Regions from separate parts of the Homo sapiens genome. Here all the other regions are linked to region 3. The links are chromatin contacts, found by Hi-C or POLR2A ChIA-PET in ENCODE. All regions are on one chromosome and are shown on one strand. Each heading gives the region's core, a stretch centred on a gene start or an enhancer-like site at or near the end of the contact. The rest is flanking DNA. Distances are from core to core; before and after follow the strand shown. Region 1 overlaps VWA3B (von Willebrand factor A domain containing 3B). Region 2 overlaps VWA3B (von Willebrand factor A domain containing 3B). Region 3 overlaps TMEM131 (transmembrane protein 131).

Region 1 (4,131 bases), core at 1,219-3,718, 340 kb before region 3:
AAGTCAACAATAATTTTGTAGCAGTACTTCATTTCATGGCAAAAGGTTAACCCCAGGCACCGCAGTGGGAGCCCATCTAAGCATCATCTCCACTGAGCCAGGCCACTGTCATGTGCTTAAAGACACTGGATGTGTCACCTCAGCATCACTGCAGCAGCCTCGTGGTTTTGTGGCAATTGCGTCAAATATTAAAGGAGGGCTCAGTTCCCAGCTCAGCCAGGTAAAACTCAGACTGAGTAAAGGCAGTTGACAAACTGGTCTTCATTATCTCTGTTTTAAGTCGTTTCTAAACACCCACCATTTTTCTTCTTACGGGAACATAACTGTGCTCTTTAGTTCGCTTTCTGTAGACACTCTTCTGCCTGGATTCTCAGATCAAAAGAGTTTAACAGGGTCATAAATAATAGGATTGGGACACACTTTAGAGATCAAGCAGGCTGGCTGCCTTGTTTTCCAAACGAGGCTGCTAGGAGGGGCAGCTGGATGAAGCACCTTGCTCACCCACAGCTGCTGGCTGGCGGTGCTGAGACTGATCGCGTTTTCAGAGGGAAGCTGTTGACCCAAGAGCAAAGAAGGAGGTTGAAGCTAGTGGTTCCTACAGGGTAGCTATAGCTGCTCTTTTGGCTACTAATCAGTGTTGCTTCTTCAGAGTTCCCAGCCCAGTTCTGTGTCATCATGTCAGGACATCATTACCCAAAAGCAGGCTTTCTGAGCTGCAGGGCAGAGAACACTGGCTCCAGGGTTGTGAGCTGATGTTCCATTAAAAAACACTGCTTCCAGCCGGGTGCAGTGGCTCACGCCTGTAATCCTAGCACTTTGGGAGGCCGAGGCGGGCGGATCACCTGAGGTCAGGAGTTCGAGACCAGCCTGGCCAGCATGGTGAAACCCTGTCTGTACTAAAAAAAAAAAAAAAAAAAAAAAAAAAAATATCAGCCGGGCGTGGTGGCGGGCGACTGTACTCCCAGCTACTCAGGAGGCTGAGGCAGGAGAATAGCTTGAACCCAGGAGGTGGAGGTTGCAGTGAGCCGAGATCACGCCACTGCACTCCAGCCTGGGTGACAGAGCGAGACTCCATCTCAAAAAAAAACAAAAAACAAAAACAAAAAACACTGCTTCCATACAATGAGGTAGGAGAATGCTACTGCTCTTCAGGAGGCATTCTTCTAACCACTGGACCCAGCATCAGCTGGACAGGGCTCAGAGGACACATTTCGGGTGGCTGCATTCTCCTGCCCTGCCCTCCCATCATGAGCCTGGTAAGAACACAGAAAGGGTGTCTGCAGACAGGGCCTCTGAAGAGGGTAGACTCCGGAGCCACAACTCCAGGGCCCAAAGCTCAGTCGGCTTCTTCTCCTTCTTGCCGTGAGGCTTTGGGCCAGTGCCCAACTTTTCGGTAAAGTGGGGATAGTAGTACCGCTCCACTCCTAGTGTCGCCATGAGGACTTGAGCTAGTGTGTACACAGCACATAAATTGTGTCTGATCCAGGTAAATGTGCTCTAAGTGATAGAAAAAGAGTCGGGAAGAGGGAAATAAGTCAGCTCAGTGCTTCTGTCTCACTTGAGATGTTTGGTTCTTTGAGGCCTATTTGGAAATTGGCTTTCTTGAATCATGTGATTCAGGTAATAATGATTAAGGCTTCCAAGATTTGTTAAAAGGATTTATAGTACGCATTTTAGGTATCTTTGTGCTTCTCTGAAAAACAAACAAGCAAACGAACAAAAAACCCATTCACAATCCCCTTAAATGTAAATGTAGAGAGTGGAGGCAGTGTAGTGTGGAGGCTGGGAGTGTGGTAAGGGCTCTGGGTTCAAACCTTGGTGTCCTCACTTTGCTGCTGTGTGATCCTGTGCTACGTAGCTTTTGGAAACTGTTTTCTCATTGATAAGACAAGGCTAACACCACCTGCCCTTGGAATCCTTGAGAGGATTAAGTGAGATGCATACATAAAGTGATCACGAATAGCTCAATGTTTATTCCCTCCAGGTTCTGAAAAGCAAGGCTTAGAAACACTGAGTAATCATTGGTAAATGTGGGTCCAGTTTGCTAGCACAGGTCTCTAATTTTAATTCACTTCTTTAGAAAATATTTTTCCAGGAGCACATTTTCATAGCCTTTGTTATTCCCCTATTTTCCATCTTCACTAAAATACTTCAACAGCTCTACTGTCCAGGGAGGCCACCGCAGGAAAGCCAAGTGGGATGAGGGAGTCCCTGTGGGATTCAGGCCCGGCACTGGACCTGAGGGCCTCTCTGCGGCTGGTCCAGCCCCATGATTCAGGGATTTTTCTAACAAAGTTTCCCTCATTGTTTTTTGTAGGAGAGAGAAATTTGGCTAAGGGATTGCATTCACCAACTTTCTGTATCTCTAATTCTCACATCAGCTTGTGCCAAGAGTTGACTCATTTGCAAAGCAACTTGTAACTAGTGACACTTCAGAAGGCCAAGAAGCAGCCGGCCCAGCAAATTGCAGATGGTAAGGAGAGGTTTCTAAGCATGGTCCCCAAGCCAGGCTAGAACGGATACTGCTTCTGTGATCTGAGAGCTGTGACCTTGACCTTAGACTTTCAATGAAAGTAAGCAACAGAAAAATCACTCCAGAATCCAGCCAGCCCTGGCAATATCCACTCAAAGCTTATACTCAGACACACAAAGCCAAAATTGCTGCCTCGGTTCTTAAAATGAGACAAAAGGACTCCCATGCATGGGCACTAAGTGTGACCCCAATAACAAGTTTATGTCATTATTTTGACCAAAGGACTGTGAGCTTTCCATTTGCCTGGTCATCCTTAAACATATGGATTTATGATTACACAAAGGTTGTTTTTAAAGTTACATCTCGCTTATCTTTGTTGGAAAACTCCTTAGAAATGTTATATAGGGGATGGGGGTGGTAAATGTGTCATTAATTACTTTTCATATTCTGACTATCTTGAGAAAAATGAAGCAAAATGGAAAAAGAAATTGACATTTATACCAACAACACTCTTAAACACAATTGAATGCAAATGATCAGGAAATTTGGTTCCGTATAATATTCATGTTACTATTAATATTAAATAACAATGTTAAATAATTTACTTGATACAAACATCAAATTAGTGATACCAAATAATAACAATTCAATCAGTAACTTAATTATTAAATAATACCAATCATGTTAAAATTGTTATTAATAACTTGATGTTAATATAATTAATAACAATATAGTGACAATATTTCTCTAGAGGGTACTAAAAGGCTTTTCCAGATTCACTCACTGAAAGTAAGAAGGAGGACAAATGACTTACTATGTTTGTTTTGGTTTTGCTGCTAAGAAAGGAGGCCTCTCTTTTGCCTGGGAAGGGGCTCCCTGTCCTTTCCTGAAATCCTTGGGAAAAGGTCAATGCAGTGGGAAGAACCAGATGACGATTTCACTCCATGCACCTATGGTTATTTTAGGGTCAGCAGAGTCAGGAGTGAAAGGGGGAAGTAATGAACATCAGTTCCTCTTTACATATCATTTACATAATCCTCACAACAGACCTGTGAGATAGATTCTGTGAACAAGGAATCTGAGGCTCACGACTGTCACACACTGGAACAGAGCTGGTGTCAGAACCAAGCAGGAAACCCCCGCGAACCATCTGACCACGAAGCTCTATCTAGCTCGTGGCCCTGCATCAGGCTTTCACAGGCCGGGTAATTATAGGACTCAAATATTTGAATTATTCAAGCAAACTACATTAGAATGTGAATGGTATTGTTATATGGCATTTTGAATGACTGAATTTGAAGAATGGAATTATATAAAATTTGAATTAAATTTGAATAGTCATATACACACAGACGCCTGCTAGGAATAGGGTATGCAGGAGGAAGCAAGGCTGGCTGAGCCCTGGCCTTGGGAGCTGACATCCTAGAGGGCAGAGATGGTCACCAAGCCACCGCCCCTGCAGAAGCTGTGAGTGCTCTGAGGGCCACACGAAGGGTGGGCGCTGAGAGGAGCTCCCGAGAGGTCTCTCTGAGAAGGATCATTGGTGCTGAGGTGAGAAGCGATGAAAGACCCAGCTGGGGACAGCAGCATAACCGGAGAGGAGCCGAGCTGGGAGGCAAGGCCTGTCTGGAAGTCTCCGACCCACGGGGAAGGGTGAG
Region 2 (4,413 bases), core at 1,497-3,996, 370 kb before region 3:
TGAGTAGCACAGTTTTTCCATCTTCATACTCCAGTGGGATGCCCAAGCACAGCTTCCTACAGTCATTTCTTCAATGGAAGACTGTGTAAAGTGTTCTAATAATGGATAGAATTTAGAGTCTTCAGAATCTGGAGCCTGCCATGCTAAATCAACTGTTACTTAAAAACCTCACTTTTCCATAAAGTTTAAAGCCTTTACGGAAAAGCCACCTTGCTTCAGGTCACCAGTGTTCATGTCAAAGACCAGCTGGCTGGGAGGATACTTTGGTCACTGAGACCACGAGACAGTCTCTCTGTCTCCAGACGAATAAAAACCTGATTCCGTAAAGATGTCCACATCGATTCTGGGAAGGCATTTCTCCCTCTTAGATTTCATTAGTATGAGAAGTCATTTCTTAGAACCTATGCCTAGATACATTTAAAGTTCCTTTTTAAAATTCTGAATGAGTAGAGTCACGTAATTTATTTAACTAGCCCTCTTTCGTCTCTAGATTCCAAATATTGATTCTCTCAATTTCTTAGCCAGAAGCTAACCGAGGAGATTGCTTTCTACATTTTCAGAATGGGTTTAAAGGTATAAATCTGGGAGGTGAGTTGCCTAAAATAATCAGATAACTCTTTTTTTCTATAGTTATCACTCACTTCCCAATTCTTCTGATAGAGAATAGCCATTCACTCTGTGAAGAGCTTCCCCCTGCCTGGGTGACAGTGAATGGTAGCAATGCTATGGCATTCATTCTTAGCACTGCAAATGACGCCTAAGAAAATGTCTTTCTAAATGGTTACAAGTATCACTCCCCTTCAAGTCATTCATACGCCTGTAAGTTCACTGGAAAGGACAAGGACAGATACTAAAGAACATTGTAAAAGTAATTCATGTTGGCTGTGAACGGTGACTCACACTTGTAATCCCAGCACTTTTGGTGGCTGAGGCGGGTGAATCCCTTGAGGCCAGGAGTTTGAGACCAGCCTGGCCAACATGGCAAAACCCTGTCTCTACTAAAAAAACACAAAAATTAGCTGGGTGTGGTGCCGTGCGCCTGTAATCCCAGCTACTCAGGAGGCGAGGCACAAGAATTACTTAAACCTGGAAGGCGGAAGTTGCAGTGAGCCGAGATCATACCACTGCACTCCAGCCTGGGTGATAGAGTGAGACTTTGTCTCAAAAAAAAAAAAAAAAAAAAAAAGTAATTCATGTTTACTCTGCTTTGTTTCCAACTGTTATTACTATTGGCAAGAATTCATTTCTGGTTGATTCCACAGCATGGGACTTTATGGAAGGAATTATTCACCATGGCCTACATGATGATTCATTTGCATCATGGCACAGTCAGTTGAACTATACCACAGATGAAGCACAATGGCCAGCTTCAGTATAATGGTTCATCCCACAGAAACAGAACATAGGCTTCCCAGGATGAAAAGACATCTCCCCAGGGCAGCTAGAGGTGCCATCCCTTCAGCCAGAATATTGACAACTTTGTTCCAGAAAGATGACATCCTGCTGGTTTTGAATTTTGCCAAAGACTTCGGGGTGCCGTACAGTTAACGTCAAAGAACGTCTCCCAACTCCATTTCTTTTCTGCCATACCTCGCCTATACATGCACACAAAATACATGCAAACTACCGAGGTCTAAAAAGAAACCCATGGGTGATGAAAGTCAGAGGGAATAGAGAGACAGCAGGAAAGGCTAGCTCTCAAACAAATAAGCCAACATATGTTTAGACTCAGGCACACAAGAATAGCCGCCCACCAGTTTCAGTGAGGAAGTCCCACGAGCAATGACACCAGCAGGAGGGATGCTGTGTGCTAAGTAATTTGATTTAGCCTTGTCTACAAAATTCAGATAATCCAATTCACCTCCTTGTCAGATTCAATCTCGGTGATATGGACGAGGGCCCCAAATGGTGTGACCCTCTTTTCATTTCGTGACTTAATTTCAAGGTCATGCTCTTGGACATGGTGGTGGAGATAGTGAAATGACTAAAGGTTTGATGCTTTAAAATTTTCCATGTAACAAGCAGCATACTTCTACACTAGGTACAGAACACATTTCTACAAATTAACTAGAACTAATCTTTGGCTCAAAATCTTGTTAAAAACACCCACTACTAAATACTTTTCCTGCCCTAAATCATTGAACTCCAGCATATACAATCCCCTAATTGTCGTAACAGCAGCTCCAACATGCTTCTTTGTCCACGTTTGTCCTTAAGGCCATGTAAAGTCTGTCACTGCTCTAATCAAAGGAATGTGTGTAGGTTCAGACAGGTGCTGACCTTTCCCCTTTCTAGGACACTTAATTAAAAGACCGGGACATTTGCAAACTGTCTCTGTGAATAATTCAACTCCCTTTAAAACCTTGGTGAACAGGACAGGGCTAACCTGAAGCGTTTGGGAACTCACTCTCTCCCCGCTCATTTAGATTTAGAGGGATTTCATCCACCCAGAAAGTATCCAGACTCTGCATCCCTTTGAAAAATGGACTGGAGAGAGAATGAGAAAAGAGCTTACAGGAAAATAGAAATCAGGAGTGGCAAACTCCTGCCCAGCATCTCCGGGGCGGGGAGCGAGTGGCCCATGGCAAACGAATTAGTGCCTTCCTTCCCAGGGCATTTGCACTTTAACAGAAGGCAAATATTGTGCTAAAGAAGTGAAGCTCTAAGTGGAATTTCCTGCATGAGCCCTGAAGAAGCAGCAAGGTCTTCTTGTGAGCTGCTATCAAGTACGGCACATCTGGGCGGGGGCTCAAGGGAAAGCTGGCAGTGCTGCCTGGCCGGCCAAGGCTTAAGGGGGTTTTGATCCCCTTCCTTTCCAGTAGTCTTAGGCACTTAGCCTTGCCTTAAAAACCAAAGGGATGTAGAGGAGTGCTTTGTGAGGTTTTCCCCCGCCTCCCCAGGGCATAGCATAACTCGTGAAAACACACAGCCAGTAACACGCATCCCAAAACCCCAGTGCAGTTTCCACCTCCCTCTCCAGGCGCTGCTTCCTGAGCCCGGCACAGGCCTGGTGAGCGGTCTGGCCTCAGCCTCATCCCAGCTGGTAGCGCTTTGTGCCGTGCGAATGGCTAAGAGGCACAAGAAACACTTCCACAGACAGATCCCCGAACCAGGAAACATTCCTTCCCCTCCCTGACCCCAGGGCAGCACCGGGGTGTGGAGAACAGTTAATCACCCTGAAAGCAAAACCTCCAGTCAAACATTAACAAATAGCTACCTCAAAGCTTTGCTGAAAATAAACTTGTGTGTTTTTTTTCTCTCTCTCTCTTTCTTTTCTTTGTGGCAGCAAAGGAATCTAATAAACATATACTATATTCCAAACAGAAAAACAAAAAAATCCAAAACTATTTCCCTATCTTGAAAGTAAACCTGCAACGTCATCTCAGGAAATATTCCCTTATTGCTCTTTTAGGAAAAAACACACAAACAAACAAAGAGAGAAAAATTTGAAGTGTGTTACATATTTATATCTGGAAATCACCAAAGCTTGGGATTTGTAATTTCGCGTTCCTGATACAGTTATTCATTTCCCGCTACTCCGGAGATGAACAAAAGCCACACTTGGGAGCCACTTTCGTGGCACTGCCTTGACGTATGAACCACTACCAGCCACCTACTTTACACAAACATCTCACACGAGACTGGTGTGCAAATGAATTCTGAGTCTTTAAGAAAACTTTTCAAGACATCCACTCCTCTGGGCTGGCTATTCCGCCCCCACTCACGCATCCCCCTTGCTCTCTGCCCTTCCTTGCCCTGCTCTGTACCCCCAGAGGCTGGCCCCCAGGGAACACACCACCCTATCTCCCTAATTTTTGCTGTCTTGAGGCACGCGCCAAGCTCAGAAGGCAGGAGGAAGCCGGGGTATTGGTGTCCTGCCCACTCCCTGCTCTTTCTCTCTAGGGCTCCAGGAACACGCTTTCCTTCCCTTGCCCCTTTAAGTCTGGGGATGATAACAGCTTCCTGCTATTGCTTGTCCTGGGGTCCTGCAATATCCCACGGACTGCCTTAGACTGACCTTCACTTCTGCAAAGAGTTCCTTCATTAACGTTTCTTCACTTGTGCTGAATGAATTGGATTCTGCTTCCTGAGTGGCCCCTGCTAAGCCCTCTACACTCCGTTTTCTTCCTCCAGACAGGGAGGGCAAATCTGTCCCCAGATCTGTTTAGGGTGCTTGGGTAGAATTCATGGTTGGGAACAAAGACAAATGTAGAGGCAGGAGAGTGCTGGCATCTGCCCAGCCGAATCTCCAGCGAGGAGGGTGCCTTTAGCTTCAGAATGAAAAGACAGCCTGGTTCTAAGTTTTTGTCACCTCAGGGATCCCCAGAGTTGACACCCACCTTCCCATTCCTGAACATCAGGACATGAGACAGAAGACTTCTTAGAAAATAGAGTTTGGGGATATTTTCCCCC
Region 3 (4,452 bases), core at 1,893-4,392:
CCAGAGAATTAGGCTGAGTGAAAAAAGCCAACTCCAAAAGGTTACATGTGCATGATTTCATTTATATGACCTTTTTAAAATGAAAAAATTTTAGTCATGAATAATAGAGGAATGGTTGCCAGGGCTTGGGGGGAAGGGCAGGAGGAAGATGAGTGTGATTATAAAAGCGACACACTGGATTCTCAGGGTGCTGACACTGTTCTGTGTCTTGACTGGTGTTCATGAACCTACACAGCAGAGAAAATTGTGTAGAACTAAATACATGAACAAACACAAATGAGGACATACAAAACTGAGACCTTCTGAACAAGGCAGGTGGATCGTACCAGTGTCGCTGTGCTGCTTGTGATGTTATGCCATAGTGTTTGCAGAATGATACAGTGGGGAAACTGAGTTAAAATATAGCTCTTTTTACTATTTCTTGCAACTGCATGTGAATCTACAGTTATCTCAGTGAAAATTCATGTTAAAAATACATACACACAGAGAAGCACAGGAAGCAAAACAATTAGAAAGTCAGGAAAGACCCCTTTTGTGAGTTAAAAATTCTTAAAACTCCCTCACAGATGTCATCCATTTTCACTATGAGATGATTTGCAGAGAACTTTGTGGGGGAGATTGGGTTGATAAGAAGTAGGATTACATGTTGAGATCTTCATAATCAAAAGCAGACCTCATCCTCTACCTTCCCCCAACCCAGTCCTGGAGGAAGTATGTAATTTTGTCTCTAAAGGTGACAGAGAAGCATAGTCTCATCGCCTGCAAGGAAACTGGCTCCCAGGTATATCCCTGGGGAAAGCTGCCCAGTATGTAAGTAATACTCAAATGGCGCCTGGTGTGGCTTCCTGGTACCACGGGTTTGTGTGCATGTGCTGCCTGTACCATCAAGAAGCTTAAATTCTAGGGTGTGCAGACCTTGTCTTATTTCTAAGCATCCATGCCGTGTGCACAACTGCCACGTACCTCATTCTGAAGTGAATTTCATTTTATTTTTCTAACAAGATTAAATCTTCTGTTTAACAATAATGCAGTATAAAAGTATGGCCATCTTAAAATTTGTTAGCAATAATATAGCCAACTTCAGCTCATGTAAGCTAAAAGTTGGTTTTAGGCATATGCAGTTCTGTCAAGGATAGGTTATTGTATGAATGCAGTACTAGACCAGATCGAAGGATTTGAATTCTAACTCTTACCATTTGCTAATTTAGAACATTTAGAGGCTTAGTTTCTTTATCTGTAAAATGAATTCTGTATTTATCTCCAGTGTGTTAAGAACTGCAAGGACCACTGGAAATACAAACACAGTTAAGACAGTAACGCACTTTGAATTAAAAGGCAAGGAGATGTTATTACAAATGAACATCTAAATTATTGATATCTCTATAAAATTGAGGTTGTAGTACGATGTTCAGTCTTGGCCTGTGTACGTTTTGGACCAGATAATTGGTTGTAGGGTAGAAGAAAGAGCGTCCTGTGCATTACCGGGTGTTTAGCAGCAGGCCGGACTCTACACACTTAATGTTAGTGGCCCCCTGATTTGCGACAAACAAAAATGCCTCTTAGTTTTTTAACTCTTTTAGAATTTGTCCAGCATGTTTTTTGGTGTTAATAAAAACCCGCACACAGAGAAATGCTTCTGGACGTTGCCAAATTCCCCCAGGGAAACAAAATTGCCCTCGGTTGAGAACCACTGAGTTACAGGGATAAAATTATCAGATGTGTTCGTTTTATAAAAGAATTTAATAATATTTTAAAGCATATCACATATATTTTTGCCGAGGCTGGTCTATTTGATTGGAAGAAGAGTCCATTTTCCTCCCGCATATCCCCTTTTGGAGTTGGGAGTGCATTCTGAGAGAAGCTGTGCTCAGATTATTTGGAATCTGCACCCTAGTGAGGAGCGAGGTTGAAGCTGAAGTCCTTAAGTATGACAGAAGCATGGGTGGGAAGGTACCGAAAGACCAAAGAATTTGGGGATGGGGAGGTAGGAAAGGTGTCTCCAAACTCACATGCATATACATATTTTCCTTAACACCTGAGGTGAAAGAACACCCCTGTTATATCTTGTCTGTTCTAAAGAGATGTGGTGAAGAGAATTTGCAGTGAGTTAAGAATCACTAAAGTTTCTGTGATTCAGTGAAATTGCCTTTGAAACATTGTAGGAGTGTCTTATATTTGATAGAAGATTAAAAAAATGCATGGCATGGGCATTTTCTAGGGCTCTGAGTACTCTTAATAGACCCTTATCTCTGGATGTGAATTCATGAGGTTCAAAGGTCCCTGCCAGTCAAATGGCAAACTATGGAATTTCCCTGTCCTCTAGAGATTGCTTTACTGTCTACTGAGGTTGATCATCTTTTTCATATGGTTATTGGCCATTTATTTTTCTTTAGTGAATTGTCTTCTTGCCCTTTGCTTACATTTCAGTCACAACATTGGTTTTCCCATTTCCTTTTTTCCTTTTCACTGTCGAATTATAACAGTTTTTATGTATCTTTACATTGTAAAGTTATTAATGTTGTAATCCTTATTTGCCTGTTTTTATCCTTATTCAGTGTTTATTTTTGCCCATTCTCTGACCTTTGACATTTCTGCATTTTGTATTAAATTGTTATAGTTAGGTTCCAGTTGTTTGATGCAATCCTTTTGTCTTTATATAAACAGTTGAGTTTATCTTATTTAGTCTCACTGTAGATGTGTTTAATCTTTTCCATCTGCTTTTTATGCATTCATATTGGCTTTTGTTTTGTTTTTAATCTCTTGATAATGGGGCTCAATTTTCAGATATACTTTTAAGATATGTTTATGCCTTTATTTCTCAAATTGCTTCAGAAACAAAATAGTGTCTATTGTGATCTTCCTTATTCTCATAACACTTAAGGATGTGTTGGCATGTTCTGAGATTTTTATTCTTGTTTATTACAGTTAAATGATTATTTTTCTGTTTTGTGGCATATACTTCAAAAACAATATTTATTTTCTGATTTTCTAACTTTATTTCCACAGATCCTTTGCATTGAGTATCTGCTTATCTTTCACAAGACAGCTTCCTCATTTGTGAGTCTTCGTATGAGTAATTTCAGTGGTCAGATTCTGTCTTCATGATAATTTTTTTCTCCTCAAGAAAGTGCACATGAGTGATACACGTCCTGAGTTCCTTTTCTGTAGACTTCATGTGAGACCATAGCTTCTCATGCTCTAGAATTCTGTCATAACCATTATTGATGTATAAATGACATACAATAAACTGCATGTGTTTAAATTATGTAATTTAAAAAGTTGGCATAATTATGTACCTGTGAAATTATTACTACAATCAAGATAATGGACATACGTGTCACCCTTAAAAGTCTACTTGTGCCCCTTGGTAATCCCTTTACGCTCCTTATCTTTAGGCAACCACCAGTCTGCTTTCTGTCACTGTCAGGAAGTTTACATTTTAAAACACTTTATATAAATGGAGTCATACAGAATGTACTTTTTTGAGGGTCTGGGTTGTTCCACTCAGCATAATTATTTTGAGATTAATCTGTGTTGTTTTGTATATCAATAGCTTATTCTTTTTATTGCTGAGTCGTATTCCATTGTACGGATATAACACAACTCATGTGTCTGTTCACCTGGATACGTGGAAGTTTGGGCTGGTGGAAATTTGGGCTGTTCCAATACTGAGCTGTAACAAAGCTGCTACGAACATTTATGTACAAGCCATTCATTGTACGGACAAATGCTTTTGTTTCTCTTGGGCATATATCTAGGAGTGGAGTGATTTGGTCATATGGTAGGTGTATGTTTAACTTTGTAAGAAATTGGCTTCAAACTATACTACAAGGCTATAGTAACCAAAACAACATGGTACTGGTACCAAAACAGGTATGTAGACCAATGGAACAGAACAAAGGCCTCAGAAATAATGACATTTATGCAGCCAACAAACATAAGAAAAAAAAACTCATCATCACTGGTCATTAGAGAAATGCAAATCAAAACCACAATGAGATACCATCTCACACCGGTTAGAATGGCAATCATTAAAAAGTCAGGAAACGACAGATGCTGGGGAGGATGTGGAGAAATAGGAACGCTTTTACATTGTTGTGGCATGTGTCAGAATTTTCTTCCTCTTTAAGACTGGATCGTATTCCCTTGTATGTATAAATCACATTTTGTTTATCTGTTCACCTGTCAATGGGCATTTGGGTTGCTTCTACCCCTTAATGGTTGTGAATAATACTGCTGTGAATGTGGGTTCATGCAGTATCTTTTTGAGCCCCTGTTTTCAGTTCTTTAGGGTATATACACAGAAGTGGGATTGCGGGTCGTATGGTAATTCTATGTTTAATTTTTTTGGGAACCACAATACTGTTTTCCATAGTGGCTACACCATTTTAATATTCACACTAACAGTGCACAAAGGTTCCAGTTTCACCACATCCTTGCCAAAGATCCTTA

The links. Hi-C counts contacts between places; a loop is a spot of excess contacts on that map. ChIA-PET counts read pairs that join two places held with the same protein, here RNA polymerase II (POLR2A). Pooled maps may share reads with other maps.
Region 1: a loop to region 3 is called in a pooled map, with 2.3 times the contacts of the local background. The contact joins two enhancer-like sites. A Hi-C loop is called at or near these places in 2 of 50 pooled maps. POLR2A ChIA-PET finds 5 or more read pairs at or near these places in 2 of 52 experiments (GM12878 and Panc1).
Region 2: a pooled map shows a loop between it and region 3 (2.9-fold over the local background). The contact joins two enhancer-like sites. A Hi-C loop is called at or near these places in 1 of 50 pooled maps. POLR2A ChIA-PET finds 5 or more read pairs at or near these places in 2 of 52 experiments (PC-9 and activated B cell).

What each region holds. Positions count from the first base shown.
Region 1 is chr2:98,251,979-98,256,109 of GRCh38, reverse strand. The region is part of intron 20 of VWA3B (von Willebrand factor A domain containing 3B); the gene reads right to left. Among named protein-coding and RNA genes, the nearest start is that of CNGA3, 92 kb to the left of the region's middle. Within about 2 kb of position 2,468, at least 2 of the 41 ENCODE cell types and tissues checked have a DNase peak (open chromatin) inside an H3K27ac peak, as active enhancers do.
Region 2 is chr2:98,279,206-98,283,618 of GRCh38, reverse strand. All of the region lies in intron 22 of VWA3B (von Willebrand factor A domain containing 3B), which reads right to left. Among named protein-coding and RNA genes, the nearest start is that of CNGA3, 65 kb to the left of the region's middle. RefSeq lists an enhancer at 2,918-3,418. Within about 2 kb of position 2,746, at least 3 of the 41 ENCODE cell types and tissues checked have a DNase peak (open chromatin) inside an H3K27ac peak, as active enhancers do.
Region 3 is chr2:97,910,226-97,914,677 of GRCh38, reverse strand. All of the region lies in intron 2 of TMEM131 (transmembrane protein 131), which reads left to right. It also overlaps the pseudogene RNU7-96P. Among named protein-coding and RNA genes, the nearest start is that of TMEM131, 83 kb to the left of the region's middle. Within about 2 kb of position 3,142, at least 2 of the 41 ENCODE cell types and tissues checked have a DNase peak (open chromatin) inside an H3K27ac peak, as active enhancers do.